Linked DNA regions of Mus musculus: region 2 is linked to region 1. A link is a loop called in an ENCODE intact Hi-C map of the cell type or tissue named here. Cell type or tissue: heart. All regions are shown on one strand.

Evidence for each region. Peaks named below come from ENCODE experiments on the same cell type or tissue, not always from the same donor. Only the 100,000 strongest peaks of a DNase experiment are listed, where the experiment ranks them.
Region 2: a loop joins it to region 1, with 2.6 times the contacts of the local background. A loop is called at or near these places in 2 of 42 quality-filtered maps.

What each region holds. Positions count from the first base shown.
Region 1 is chrX:140,251,842-140,259,841 of GRCm38, forward strand. No RefSeq gene overlaps it. Among named protein-coding and RNA genes, the nearest start is that of Mir3475, 55 kb to the right of the region's middle. In heart, a CTCF peak has its summit at 4,184 (motif pointing left); no DNase peak of the experiment used is centred here; H3K27me3 peaks cover 162 bases.
Region 2 is chrX:139,865,743-139,873,742 of GRCm38, forward strand. Morc4 (microrchidia 4) reads right to left here and starts at 5,912. Exons shown (of 17, transcript NM_001193309.1): 1 at 5,530-5,912; 2 at 5,328-5,400. The coding sequence starts at 5,631. In heart, a CTCF peak has its summit at 4,738; a DNase peak (open chromatin) is centred at 5,949; H3K4me3 peaks cover 1,768 bases; H3K27ac peaks cover 1,106 bases.

The DNA of each region.
Region 1 (8,000 bases):
CAGTAGCTGGCTCTCCCAGAGGGGAAGAGAGGATGTAAGTGGCCGATCTTCCAGACTTCTGTCAAAGACATGAGCATCATCAAATGCCGTGCTCAAAGTCACATGGGAGGAAAGGAAGGATCCTAATGAACAGTGATGAAAATGAGCTCCTAGTGAGAAGATTTTCAACTCCCTGAATAGAAATAAATCTGATCTCTGTTTATTTAACTTCTGGCTTGACTCTCCAATCTCTATAGTTTGTTTAGGCCACTGGCAACTCTGAACCCTTTGTAATGATCATCTTTGCCTTCATTCTGGCCTCTGTTGGATCCTACAGCTACAGCAGCAGCAGCAGCGGTGGCGGTGGCAGCAGCAGCAAATGATGACCACCTTCCGTCTGTCAGCACAGCTGGCTCCCAAGTTAGCTGCAAGGGAAAATTGAGGGTCTTGTTGCTGCAGTTTTGCTTAATTGCTTCCATTCCTATGCTTGCCCCATTGGGGTAGCAGCTTCTCTAAACACCCATTTCCATAGTTTTCAGGAGCAAAAAGAGTTAAAACTCAAACCAAGCTTGACTTGCTGTCCGCTACAGTGGTCACCTGCCTGGCATGCTTTTCGGGGACATTAATGAAAAGATTCTCCCCTGCCTTAGCTGGGAAGCTATGGGCAATGGGCAGCTACCAGTGCAGGGGAAGATTGTTTTTGTCAGATTTGTAGGCCCTGGTAGGTCAGCCACACTCCAGGGGGTGACCCTACACATCTATGATTGAATATATGGGCAGTACAAGTTGGACTCACTGGGCTATAAAAAAGAAAAACAAAAGAGGTCATAAGGTGGGAGGAAGGTGGTGGAGGATAGTGAGTAGACCTTTGAGAAATTAGAGGGAAGAGTATGTGTGGGAGAATATAATTGAAATATATTGGTTGCATATATGAAATTCTCAATTAATTACAATATTGCATTAAAAATTAAGAGTAAGATTGTGTCCAAAACTCTATTTCTCACCCACATGTCACAGAAATAACAACAACAATAATAACTCATATATATATATATATATATATATATATATATATATATATATATATATATATCTTGGCATTGTGCCAGATAATTTCCACCCAAGTATTTAATTCTCAACAAAGCTCATGTGACAAGTGCCATGATGATGCCAGTCTACACGTTTCAGTTCAAGATGGTAAACTGACACAAACATGTAAGTCCTGTCCATCCAGAGACTTATTTTATTTTATTGGTTTTTTTCCAAGGCGGTTTTTCTCTGTGTGGCCCTGGCTGTCCTGGAGCTCATTACGTAGACCAGGCTAGCCTCGAACTCAGAAATCTGCCTGTCTCTGCCTCCCAAGTGCTGGGATTAAAGGCGTTCGCCACCACTGCCCAGCCAGAGACCGCTTTTAAAACAATGATGCAGTTATAAACCCACAATAACAAAGGGCAAAGGAGAGGGAACACCAGAGCCTAAGAAATTTGGAGACATTTCTAAAATCAGGGTGAAAAAATGTGGAGCATTTTGCTAACTAATAAGGCAGAGGGCAGGAACAGACCTCCATAAACTCTCTATGGAAGGCCTGCAGCTGCAAGAGGCATCTCTGAGCCAATGAGATGGCTCGGCGGATAAAGGCTCTTGCTGCCAAACTGGACTACTTCATTTGATTGCCAGAGCCCACATAAAAGAAGAGAACACTGACTCCTGAAACTTGTCCTCTGTCCTCCACAAAGGTGCTGTGGTACGTGCTTCCTCCTCTACACATCCACACTCATTCGTAAATAAATAAACAAACATAAAAATAAGTCAAACCTTAACCAGACCACACGTACAGAAGGTATAGGAGAGAGGTGGGCTGGCAATAGGACTGTAACTATAAGATCTGTATATAGGAGAGGCAACCCTTTAGCTCCTACATGCAGATGAGATGCAAGCCAAATATTTGTCAGTTTGAAACCAAAGGATTTCTGTGTTACAGAAATTGAGCTGAGTATTTAGAAAGAATTAAAGCAGCTGGCTGAATCTTAATGCATTGAGCTTTTGGCAGTTTAATAATTGGACCCCCACCTTTAAAATACACCCAAGTCCCGGTCCTTTCTCAGCAGCCTTATTTTAAAAGATGGACAAGAGGGGCTGGAGAGGTGGCATCTGGAGAGATGTTTAAGAGCAGTGGATGCTCTTCCAGAGGACACAGGTTCAATTCCCAGCACCCACATAGAAGCTCACAACTGTCTGTAACGCCTGTTACAGGGGATTCCTGGCATCTTTGCACAGACATGGAGGCACAAAACCAATGCATATAAAATAAATCAATCTTTAAAAAACAGAAGGACAAGAAACAAAAGAACTTAAGACACAAGGAAAGGCTGGAACATGAGAGAAATCACAAAATGAACAAGACATAGTAGATTTATTCCAGAAAGCTACAACTAGATTTAAATAAAATTCCAAAGAGCATCCATGGGAACATTTGAAAATATATTGCATCTGTAAAACAAGAATAGAATTCTATAAAAATAAAATAAAATAAAAAGCAAGTATACAATCGGGCCTTTTGCAATAGTTTGCAGTATAAGCCTTCGTATAGTCCTTAGATCTCTGAAACACATGAAAATATTATTTACATGAAGTATGAGTTGGTTTTTGTTAAATGATAAGCTTGTAGAAATGAAGACTGTGGTTGACAAAATAGAAAAAAAATCATCAAAGGTGTATTGCTTTCTATTTCTGCCTAACAAATGACCACAGAAGACAAGTCGGTTTAATATGATTCACTGTCACATAGTGTCTGCAGGTCAGGACTCTGAATATAGCATAACAGGCTGCTCTACTCCAAGTTTCAAGAGACTGAGAATCATGATGCTCCCAAGATGCACTGTCATTTGGACTTTGGGGCCTTTTCAAAACTCATTCATACGATTATCAGAACTCAATTCCTTAAAGTTGTGACAATAAAAAGCTTAGCAATTATTAGTTGTACATTAGTGACAGGGCTCAATTGTTAGTCTCTAATATGTGTTAGACTCTAACAGTATGCATGAGGTCTTGTGTTGGATCACATCGCCTGAAAGAAACAAAGAGGGTATCCCACTCCAGAGGCAGTCGTTGGCATGGCTCTTGTTCAAGTTCAGCAAGTCCATCTCCTTTAAAGAGCTTCTGTTGGTCAAGTCAGGCCCAGGAGAGCACCTCTTCTGTTTGACTTAACTGGCTTAGAACATTACTAACATCTGAAAAATTCTTTTACTTCTGCCATATAACCTAACTGGGCAGGGGCGATCCCATCATGTTCACCCTTAAGAAAAAGAGCATGTATGCATCCAGTTTCTATATGGAACTTTTGCTTTGTCTTATCCTATTTTATATTGTCCTGTTTGCTTGTTATCTCTTAGAAGCCTGTTCTTTTCTAATGAGAGAAAGGAAGTGGATCCGGAAAGGCAAGAGGTGTAGATGAACTGGGAGGAGGAGAGGGAATGGAAACTATCATCAGGGTATATTGTATGAGAAAACAATATATTTTCAATAAAAGGAAATATAAAAGTACAAACACTCAGGGATGGTAATGAAAGAAAAAGAGCTTCTGAAGGGCAGGCACTCCAAGAATCTAGGGAGCTTTCATAGGATTCTGCTTAAAACATGGAGAATTGGGAGAAGAAAGAAAGGGGAAAGCGAGAAAGGCCTTAGGCAAGGCCAAAGCTTGATTCATTTAAAAAGATGGCACAGTGGACTTCATAAAATATAAAATTCTTGCTCTATGACACATGCCACATTTGAAAATTACATATTGGATTTATATCCAGAATATATAAAGAGCTCCAATGGTAAGACATATTGAAACAAGCCAATTATTTGAAAGCTGAAATATTTTGAAGAGCCACTTTACCGAAAAAAAAAATTTAAAGATGTAAAATAGCCCATAATCACATGAAATTCATCATTCATGAAATGAGAATTAACAGTTCAACCATGCACAACTACACAGCCACTAGTCATTGAAGCGAATAAGAGCTCCAACTTTTGGCAAGGATACGGAACGATTGGAAGTCTGATTCATTGCTGTAAGATCTTAAAAGGATACATCCACTTTGGAAAGCACTTTGGCAATGTCATAAAAGTAAACACTGGGGCTGGAGAGATTGCTCAGTGGTTAACCCTGCCAAGCACACATGTCAGGCAGCTCTTAATTGCTTAGGTCCAGGGAATCTGATGCCCTCTTCTGGCCTCTGCAGGTACTGGCATACATGCAGCAGACACGCACATGTACACACAAAAATAAAAATAAATTTTTAGAAAAGTAAACATATGTCTAACATGTGATCCAGCTTGCCAGTTCATAGAGAGAAAGAAGTCCACACAAAAATTTGCACATGGAAATTCTAGGCAACATTTAAATTTCTTAACAAATAAACAAAATAATCAGATTGTGGTGACATTTTTATACATGTGTCTTATCGCACTTTCTTCATTTTCTCCCTTTCCATCAACCTAACTTGCCCCCCACCATTGCTCCTGAATAGTGACACTTCTTTATTCATGTCATATATGTATGTATACATATTTCACATATGAGAAAGTACATAAAATATTGGATATTCTGGTTTCCTCTCCCATTAGCTTCATCCCCACAACCCTTGAGACCCCTTTCCCCAGTATACATATAATCCCCTTTCTATATTCATAGTTTGTATTCAGTATATGTATTTAAAGTTATCAGAAATTAACCCAACATGTAGTGAAATTAAATGGGTAAAGAGATTTTTGGAGTATCCATATCATGGAATATTACCTACAAAAACAGAGAGAGGGGGAATTGAGTACTGATACATGCAACAGCATAAATGACTCTGATAAAGATTATTATTTTAAAAGAAACCATACAAAATAGAACTCCAATCTATGGTGACAAAAATCAGATTAGTGATTTAATTAGTTTGAGACAGAATGGTTTCCAAAGAGACATAAGGAAAGGTTTTGAAGACATAAGATGGATTCAATATGTTGATTATGGTGATGGTTTCATACATATGAACAGATGTCAAAACCTATCAACTTGTTCACTTTAAATATGTGCAGTCTATTGTAGGCCACTTACATCTTAATAAAACTATTTTAAAATATAAAAATCATGCCAATAAAAATTACACATGAAAGGAAGGATGCGTATGATCCCATTATATGACATTTGTGAACATGAAAATGTTTTATATTAAAAATAGGTGGAAAATGAACTTTTAGGTCCCCAAAGCCTTTTTATACAATATTAGTATAGTTATCTTTATACAAAATGCAATCATAAAATACAGTTTGAAATCCTTTTTTAATATAAGAAAGGGGCAGGAAGACCAAAGTGCCTAGAATCCATGCAAATCATAATACATCTCTGTCTGCAGTGAATTAAATTTGCAAAGTCACAATAATATAAACATTATTTATTGCTTGTCAGCTCTTAAAGTCAACCTATAAATAAAGCGTGGGAGTTATAATCATAGTTATAGAACAGAATGTAAATGTTATAAACATTGACAATGGAAAGTAATCACAGAGTTCTGCCCACCCCTATAGGGTCTTTGGTCATTTTGTTTTCCATAGTTCCAGTTACTCACCATTAGGCACAGTAAATATTAAGTGGAAATTTCCAGAAATTAAAATTTATAAGTTTTCAGTTGTTTGCTGTTCAGCAGAATGTGAGATTTTCGCACAATCCTGCACCAATCCTGCCCCAGATGTGAATCCTGCTTTTCCCAACACAATCACAAGGTACATGCTGTTATCCTTCAGTCACTTAAGAACTTTGGTGACCGGCTCTACAGTTGAAGCACCACAGTGCTTGTATTCACTAACCATAATGTTGTGGCCTAATGCTACCTCACAATGCCTGCATCCATTATTTCACTTCTGCTCATCGGAAATGGAGATAGACCACATTCACCTAACATTTATTAAACTGTATTTCTATAATTGTTCAAGTTACTTTCAAATGTAAATCAGTTGTTAAATAGTAAATAAAAATATGAAAATTGTATTTACTTATGGGCATGCAACACCACTGATAAGATACCCATATCTTTTGTGTTATTACCTAGACAGAATCTCTTGATTTCTTTACTGTGTTTCACTATATAGTCCAGGTTAGCCTCGAACATGTTATGTAGATCAAGCTTGCATTGAACTCACAAAGACCCACCTACCTCTGCCATGCAAGTTCTTGGATTAAAGGGGTGCACCACCACACCCATAGAAATTGATTTTCTGGGTCAAATGTTGATTCCTTTACTTTTATTGCATAGAATTATTTAAGTCCATATCCTTCCCTCTATTTCACTTCCTATTTGTTTTATTTTTTATGTGTGTGTGTGTGTATGTGAGTGTGTGTGTGTGTGTGTGTGTGTGTGTGTGTGACTGTGTGTCAATGATGTGCCCTTGAAAGCCAGAGGGTGGCCTGGAGCTAAAGTTACAGGTGGTTATGAACCACATGACATGGAACCAAACTCTGATACTCTGGAAGAGCAGCAAGCACTCTCAGCCACAGAGCCATTTCCCCAGCTTCCTACCTTCAGTTTCTATGAAATGGATACAATGGTTTGCTTTTATTAGTGGGGGATATATTCTAGACACTGTGGTGGGTGACCGAAGTTGCATCCATTACTAATCACTATATACATGGCTTTTTTCTCTTTCTACACTCATGTATATGATAGAGTTCAATTTGAAAATCAGTTACAGCAAAAGATTAACAACAATAGTTGGAGCTAAGAGTACAGCTCAGAGGTAAAGCACCTGGTTACTCAGAATACCCAAGGTCCTGGGTTTGACCACCAGCACTACAAAACAACAACAATAACATAATTGATAATAAACAAGAACAAATTTAAAATGAAATTGCAATCTTTTGTGATGACCTATAAAGAACTGGAGATCATTGTATCAAGTGAAGTGCAGAAAGACACATGAGTGCACACATATTAGATGTAAAAAAAAATTAATCTGTCTGAAACTGAAAGGAGAATGGAAAGTATCAGAGGCTGAGGAGAGTGGAGTAAGGGAGGGATGGGGACAGGTTGATCAATGGGTGCCATGGTGACTAATACTGATTGTCAATTTGATAGGACCTAGAATCTTCTCAGAGATGAGCTTGTAGGCATACCTCTGAGGCTGTTTCTAGATGAGATTAGCTGAGATGGAAAATAATAATAATAATAATAATGATAATAATTCCTTTGTTCACTAACTTGTGCTCCATTAACTCTTCTCTTTCTTCGTCCCAGGACTCCAACCCATACAGTGTGACCAGCTGCCTCAAGCTCCTGCTGCTGCCTCCCCCTCTTTGATTGACTTTCCCTGGACTTCTAAGCCAAAAATAATGCCTTTGTTCCTTAAGTTGCTTTTCTTGATGTCTTTTGTGCCAGCAATGGGTAAAGTAACTAATAAAAGTGCTAAATTGCAGTTAGATCGGACTACGAAATTCCTGTGTGCTATTACAAAGACGGGTGACTCTAGATTAATTATATAGTGCACATATCAAAAAGAAGAAAAGACTTGCAATGTTTTTACCATGAAGAAATAATAGGGTATAGTATGCTCTTAGGATGTGTAGTGTTACAAAGGTAATTCATAGTAAAACAACAATATTATATAATTATATTAGCGACACAGAGGTGGTGGATAAGAGTAAGCTGGCTCACGGTGGGACCAATCCTTGCTTTACAGGCCTACAAACCTATTACCTGCAATTATGCCTCGTCTCTTTCTAAGGAGGCAAGAGTGTCAGGGGTTCAGATTGTCTCCTGAGTGCTGGAACCTCACCCTGGCCAGATTCCACAGGTGACCAATCACTAAGCAACTGCAGTCTGTCTGAAATCCTGCTGGAATGAAGACGTGAAACATGAGGGTTTGTGTGCTCCACTATGCAGAACTGAAACTTATGCTCTTTCCCAGAAGACTTCCAAGTAAGCTGGGGAGGAGGGGGATGTGCTGTGTACTCTTGGATCAGCTAGCAGGTGCATTCGAATAGGGAAAGATTG
Region 2 (8,000 bases), 390 kb before region 1:
CAGGAAGCTCCGTCTCTGGTGTATTAATGAGATGGCAGAGCCTTTAAGAAGCAAGGTCTAGTATGAGGTAATTAGGTCACTAAGTATGCTACCTTGGAACAGAGTGATGCTGTCACATTAGAAGGGAACTAGATTGGTTTCCACTAAAATGGGTTGTTTTAGTCCAAGACCACCTGTGGGGTTGGCTCCTTTCTGTACATGTTGAGCTCTGTTTTGACTTCTCTGGCACACTGTGATGCCTTGTGACATCACAAGGGGGGGCCCTTTCAGGGCTGCTGGCATGATGCCATTTGGACCTTCTAGGCACCAGAACCATGATCCAAATAAACTTATGTACAACACATTGATCCTTGGGAATTTTGTTATAGTGACACAAAATGGACTTACACAGCTAGGTACCGAAGTTATTTCTCTTCCTAATAGTTCTCTAAGCAATACTTTCCCTCCTATATACCTATATATCTTTCTCTTGCAGACATTATATATGGCTTTACTGATAACCATATAGCTGGGTTGACATAGCCATGTGGAATTCTGATTACATTTTTGCATTAATATCATTGATCAAATCATGCCATTTTCTCCATCAGCAATATCTCTTACAATCAAAATATACATTTCTTTTACAATATAATTATCAGTATCAGTTACAACCACTGGGATGTGTGGAATGTCTGCCAAATAAAATGAGACACAGATTAATTTCAAGTCCTACAACAGTGCAGTGCTGTCAAAATCATTGATAAAATTGTCACTGGCTGTAATCTGAAAAAAAAAATCTGGACAGCTTTAGAAGGGTTCCAAGGTCTATTAGAGTCAATCTGTAAGGTCCAAGTAAGACTTAAGGCCCATATAAATGTGACAATGTACTGGGACTATATTTGCTAAGCTGTGTGTTGGTACATAATGGTAGTATTAACAGAAATGTAGTTCCCTTTTTTGGATATTTCATTTACATTTCAAATGTTATCCCCTTTCCCAGTTTCCCCTCTGCAAACCCCCATCCCCTCCCCCTCTCCCTGCTTCTATGAGAGTTCACCCCCACAGGTTTTTCTGTTCCTTAACCATCAGAAGGACCTAGCATTTTATATCTGTCAGCACTCAGGAAATTTGACTTGGCACGCAGGGTTTTATCAGTCACTCCTGCTGGTAGACAGCCAAAGCCATTGAGACCAATACAACTTGTCAACCAGCTGGATATCATTTATACATGGAAAATGATGACTATCAGGGACTTTTTCCTAATACTTTGTGGACATTCACAATTCAAACACGTAACACACATTGACTCCAGTTACACACGTATACACTGGGACACGAAATGAATCAATTTGCGGGTTTCTAACAAAATCAATAAAATCAATTCTCTCTCTCTCTCTCTCTCTCTCTCTCTCTCTCTCTCTCTCTCATGAAAATTTTGGCCAAACATCATTACTAGATTGTTTTTGTTTGTTTGTTTGTTTTATAGGCGTGCATCAAATAATCTGAACAGAGGCAGTTCCTGAGTTACATGGTAGCTGTCTGGAGCAGTCATACATGAGCTGAGGGTTCATAAAGTGTAGAAAGTATGGGGCCCAAGAGAGATTAGTGTCTGATGGAGTATAAGGGGAATAGAGATCAGCACGCGTGGGCCAACAGGCAGAGCTTTGCACTTACTTTCTGGTTCTATGTGGCCTTTCCTCAACAAATGAAATGATAACAACTTGACCAGCCTCACCTCAGTGGATGAACTTGCAATGCACTAGCAAGGCAGGCAGTTTCAATCCTACCTCTTGCTGTTCAGCTCCGTAAGAATCAGCCAACACACGTAGCAAGCATATCTTATCACATCCCAGGGACTCTATTACCTACCTGAGCCCAGACCATTTAGGCTATGAACAGATTCAATGAGAGAACACTTAATCTTCTTTACCTAATAGCTGGGTGAAAGCTACCCTATCTTCATCTGTCTAGTCTGGCTTCACAATTTCATAGACTAGTAGAGTCTTAGCTCTCCTGTCCTGGTCCATGCTAATCCCTTAGTGAGAGGGCTGTCTCCACCTTGCCTTTGACTACCAAATTACTTTAATAAGAACATGAGAATCCTTAATATCCTAAGCTGTTACATATGCACCCAGTCCACAGGATCCCCTGTCTTCTAAAACTGTTCTGTAACAGAAGACTCATACTTCACCAGAACCTGGTGGGGAGCGGGGGTGGGGAGATGTTTAGCAAGTTGTTCAGTGACAAGAGAGATAAAGGATGGGAGACTGCTTTGAAATGGTATTTCACAAGCCTCCTATCTGTTCCTGTTCCAGTTCGTGGATATTTGCACGGTTGTCAGGGACAGGCTTGCAAATACTTAAATATATAAGGTCATCATCTTTGGTCACAAGGCTACTTTTACACACACACACACACGGGGGGGGGGGCAGGGAGAGAGAGAGGGAGAGGGAGGGAGAGAGAGACAGAGACAAACACACACAGTGAGTTTCTACATTCAAATGGCAAGCATAAATCTCAAAACCCACTTTAGGGACTGGAGTTTTAGCTCAGTGGAATACTTGCCTGGTATGTGTGAAACTGTGAGTTTGATTCCTATTTAAAAAGTCGTTTTTATGGGACTGAAGAGATAGCTCAGTGGTTAAAAATCAATTGCTGCTCTTGCAGAGAATCTGGGCTTGGTTCCCAGTACCCACATGTTGGCTTACAACTGTCTATAATTCCAGTTCGAGGGGAACCAACACCTACTTCTAGCCTCTATGGGCACTGCACTCATGCATGTGGGACACTTAGATACATGGTGAAACACTCATACTCATAAAAAAAGAAATCGTTTTTAAAAGTCATCTTTAATCCATCTGTCCTTCTGCTCTAGATGCCCTCAGGCTCTGTTGTATCTTGCTCTTCCCACTCTTAAGGTCCTTTTCTTAGTACACAAGGTTTACTCTTGCTCATTGGTATTACTGCAATTGCTTCAGAACCAGTCATTAAAATCCACGTCTCCAGCTACACTCCTGTGAGACCAACCATCCTGAAGCAGAGATCTAATCAGGACGTCTCCTTGTCAGGCTAACAGGTCAAATGCCAAGCCTCCCAGTCACATCCTGGTTCCAGCTCACCTTTCTAACCTCATTTCCTACTTGGAATTTGAAGTAAAATGACCTGTGCTTGCAGCCCAAAGTGTCACTTACTAGACATGTAACCTTAGAAAAGTACACTAATTTCCCAGACCTTTGTTTACTCAACTTGGAAAGAGAAAAAAAAATGCCACCCACTTCCAAGGCTAAAGCTACAACGTTATTTTCGAAAGCCTGTTGTAAACTCTTTAAAGGTGTACAGTCTCCTATTTGTGAACTCAGTGCTCTAATTAAATTCAAAGACCTAGAGGATATTCTTCATGGTTTTGCTCATCCAGTTGTTACTTGTGAGTGGAATGTCCCTACACTCACCATATCCACATGTCCCAACCCTTTAAATCTCTTCTCAAGTGTCCCCTCCTCTACGAAGTCTTTCTGACCCCCCTTCTGGTCCTGATAATCTTAAGTCCCTCCTCTTCTGTACGCCTGCAGCACGTGTGTGCTTCTCTTTGCACACGTCCTTTTCTACTAGGTTGCTACAGAAATGATAAAACCTTTTTACATGTTTCATCATACCTGTTAATAAAGTAGAACTTGGTCATATCCATTTTTCTACCTATCTTGGTGACCCTGTGCATAGTAGATGATTAATAAATGTTTATCAAATGAGTGATTTCCTAAAAATTCATGAGGAAGTAGAGAAAACACTTGAAGAAAAAGTAAAAAAGAAAGTTTGGGATTATCAATAAACACTCTGATGTTCCTTTTCCCTGTTAATATTTGTGACTTGGTTTTTTTTTTATAAGAAAATCTGTGTATACACATATATGTACATAATATACACACATTAGCCCAGGTCTATGTTTTTTAATTTAATGCTTTAAAAATACCATCCAGTGAGCTGAGTACAGTGGCAAGAGCCTATAATCCTAGCATTGGGAGGCAGACACAGGCACATCTTTGTGTGCTGACTGCCAGCCTGATCTGCACAGCAAATTTCAGGTCAACTGGACTACATAATGTGACGCTATCTCAAAAGAAAAAAAAAGGGAGGAAGGAAGGAAGGAAGGAAGGAAGGAAGGAAGGAAGGAAGGAAGGAGAAAAAGAAAAAACCATAGGGGAAAACCTAAACGATAGAGTCACCTCAGTCTGGAAATTCAAGCTGTATCATCAATGTTACTTTCCTCCTGAACTTTCTAGAAAGCAATCAGCAACCTACTCTATACCATTTGGGCTCATAGCCAAACTAATCATCAGAATCCTCCAGCACCTTCCAAATAACTCTTCTGACTCTTCCTGTGGCTCACCGACATCTTTAGGAAAACAAGTCTCCTGGCATGGCCACAGTGGTGGCTTACGTCCCCACTGGGGTTCATTCATGTGGCTCTGAAACCATTTTCAAGAGTCTTGTTCTGTGCTAACTAGCCATATAAATCTGTCTTCCTTCTTTCAGTTTTTGAAATATTTATAATGTGCTTGCTCTGCTGCATTTTGCGCAGAACTGCTTTTCATCTTTGCCTTTTGAACAGTACATTAGTGCAGAAGCGATGCACTCAGCTCTAAGGAATCAAGTGAATTTTTTTCCTTTTTTTTTTTTTTTTGAGCGAGCACCGGTGCACCCAGAGGTTAAGTCCTTAAGGCCTCCGTATTCATTCCAGCGGTGTGAGGGCGCTCGTGGACTACGGACCCAGCCCTCTGCAGTCTCCGGGAGCCAAATGCACTCGTGTCATCATCTAAGAGATGGCCCATCATTCCTAGACTTAAGTCTCTAAAGTTAAAGAAGTCATTTCCAGATCTTTCCAACTACTCTACAGGGCCCTCTGCACTGTTCCTTTGCCAGCCTGGGGCCCTCTGTCGGTCGCCAGCCTTGGTCAAATCCAGTCGCTTCGGGGCCCGATATTTTTATGCATTGCTCTTTGATTATTAACTAAGAATCCTAAAGTGACTGGAACATCACGATCCAGACAGAACAACAGCGCGGGAACCCTACCAAACTCTTAGTACACACCTCGCTTCCTCGGCTTTCCAGGCACGATCTAGTCCCGTCGCCCCCCTACCCCACCCCACCCCACCTCACCCTACCCCATCCCACCCCACCCTACCCTCCCTGTCCCCCTCCCTAAGAGATCACGGTGGCCGAGCTCCCCCAGCCCGTCCCGAGAGGACCCGCCCCACGCGCCTCGTGCATTCCTCTTGCGTCCACCGCACCACGCTGGCACCTCTGCCTCGGGCTTGCGACCCGCCACCCGGCCCGCCCTCGTCACTCACCTAGCAGCTCCGCGATGGCACTGAAGGGTCGCGTGTGGCTGCTGGAGTTGCTCTGGAGGTAGCGGGGGCTCATCTGGGGGCGAGAGAAGGTTCCGTCCCGCGTGAGGCCTCAGCTCGCCCAGCCCTCCCCGCGCGCCCCCCGCAGCCCTGGGACCCGGGCGCGCTCGCGCGAGTCCGTCCCCTCGGGGGCCCCCGGACCTACCGTGCTCAGGCGGATCCTGAAGGCCTGCGGGACGCTGCCCGCCCGGGCCAGTCCGCCTCCCGGCGTTCCGGGGCCCGCAGGGGCCCCTCGGTACAGGAGCATTTTTTTGGCCGCCAGGATACCGGTTTGCTGCTGCCGGACCCCTGGGCCGGCTGTCCCCGCACTAGATCGCGCTGTCCCCCGACTCGCAGCTGGCGGTGGCCGTCCCGGACTGGCCCTCTCTCGTTCCCACTCGCAGCTGGCAGAGGCGGGGCGCGCTGCAGCCACCTGTCCCCAGCGGGAGGGGTGAAGCCGGAGGAACCCAGCGTCTGCCCGCCCCGCCTTGTCAGCACCTCTCCTGACCCACCGACTGCCAGGGCTGCCCCTGGGCCGTACAGAAATATGGCGATCTCCTGACAGACGCTCCTCCATCCCCGCCCCTAATTAATTCTTGGCGTTTGCCATAGGCCAGGCGGCCGAGCGGGAAAGCGCGAGGGGAGGGGGGATGGCGGTGCGTGGGGAGGGGCGGGAATGTGGCAAGAGGAGGGAGAGCGTGCATGGGATTTCTGGAGTCCCACTTAGGCTTCATGACTAACAGGCAGGATAAGACAAGTCTTTGAATTTCGAAGGACTGCAGTTTTGCTATCTGGGAAGATAGGCTGGAGCTAAGGGGAATTATTCCCACTAGCTACTTCGAAAGCTTATGGAAGCACCAGGAACTTTCTAGAATGCAATTGGCAAACGGCCTACCGATCCTTCAAACCGGCAGGGAGACTTTATAGTAGGAGAAACTGAATTTACTCGCTGCAAATAGGGGGTTGGTTATGTTATAGGATGCGCATAAAGTAATATGCAGCTTTGTGTGTTTGTGCTCTTGGGGGCGCATCGTTTGCACACCACTGACATTTGAAGGCCTGGTGTCTCTGGGACTGCGGTTCCAAACTCACACAGCCATGCTTTTTCAACAGTCTTTAAAATTATTGCGCTTGCTTATTTTGTGTGATTGTGTGTCTGTGTGCACGTGTGGCGATCAGCACACAATTTGAGGGAGTTAAGTTCTCACCTTCCACCTTCTGTAAGTTTGGGGTTCTCAGGTCTTGTGACAAGCACCTTCATCCCTGAGCCATTTCCCTGCCCCTATATTCCACTTTTAAAGGGCATGCCTGCTGTGAGTCTACATTTACCTGTGCTGTGGAGTCATCATGTAGTGTTGACAGCAAACCCAGGTCCTGGAAGGGCACACTACGCAAGCACCCCTACCACCATTATCACTACTCCCAACCCTGTGAGCACTGGGGTTGCAGTCATTTTTATGTGGGTGCTGGGGATCTGAACTGGGGTTCTCAGACTTGTATGGCAAATGTTTTACCAACTGGGCCACTTCTCCAGACTCCTTTTTCTGTGTGTGTGTGCGCGCGCGCACGCAGGTGTATATGTGTTCTTATGGGTGGCGAGGTTTTCACGTGTCCATTTGTACATGGAAGCCAAAGGTCATCATCTTGTTTGTTGAGACAGGGTCTTTCAACAGCCTAGAAATCACTAAGTAAGCATGGGGTGATTAGCCAGCCAGCAATCTGCTTATTTCCGTCTCTCTCGGTGGTGGTGGTGGTGGTAAGGATTACAAAAGGACACTAACCCTGGCTTTTTCCTTTTTTTTTTTTTTTTTAAGAACACGAGGTCTGGGGATTGAACTTAGGTCCTTTTCCTTGCACAGCAAGCGCTTTCCCAACTGAGTGATTTGTTTTTGAGACACTCATTACCTAGCTCAGGCAGGCCTCTGGCTCTGTATCTTCCTTCCTCAGCATATGCTCAGACATCAGGGAGGGCCCCCACGCCCAGCATTACATTTATCTTCTGTTTGTAACGAAAACGTTTTTCAAAAACGTCCAGCTATAGATGCCTTATTGATGGGTAAAGTACCAGCCTTTAGTCCTTCCAGCAACTTAAGCTGCTGGCCACCTTCTACGGATGACTGCCTTACTCAACCACTTCCCAGTTTCCCTGTTATTAGACATTTAAGTTAAATGTAAAAATGTAAGTTGTAGCCATTGTGACTAACATGAGTGAAGATGTCTCTTCTTCTATAGTGATGCCATTTCCTTTGGATATGTATACTGAATGGGGATTTCTAGATAATTCTGTGTCTGGTTCTAGGTAATTCTATGTTTAAATGTTTTGAGGAAGCTCCATACATTTTTTTTTCATAATGGATGTACTAATTTGCACCCGCAACAACAGTTCGTAAAGGCTTCCTTTTCTCTACATCCACACCGGCAATTGTTTTCTTTCTCATTTTGTCATTTTTAACTAGAGTGAGGTGTTGCCACATTATGATTTTCGTTTCTGCCATACTGAGCGTTTTGAGTACACGTGTCTAGGATTGGGTCTTGTCCCTCCATCACCAAACTATGTCTCTCTCTCCAGCTCAGTTTTTATCCTTTATTTTGTGATAGATTCTCATTGAGGTTCCTGGACTGGCCTTGAAATTACTT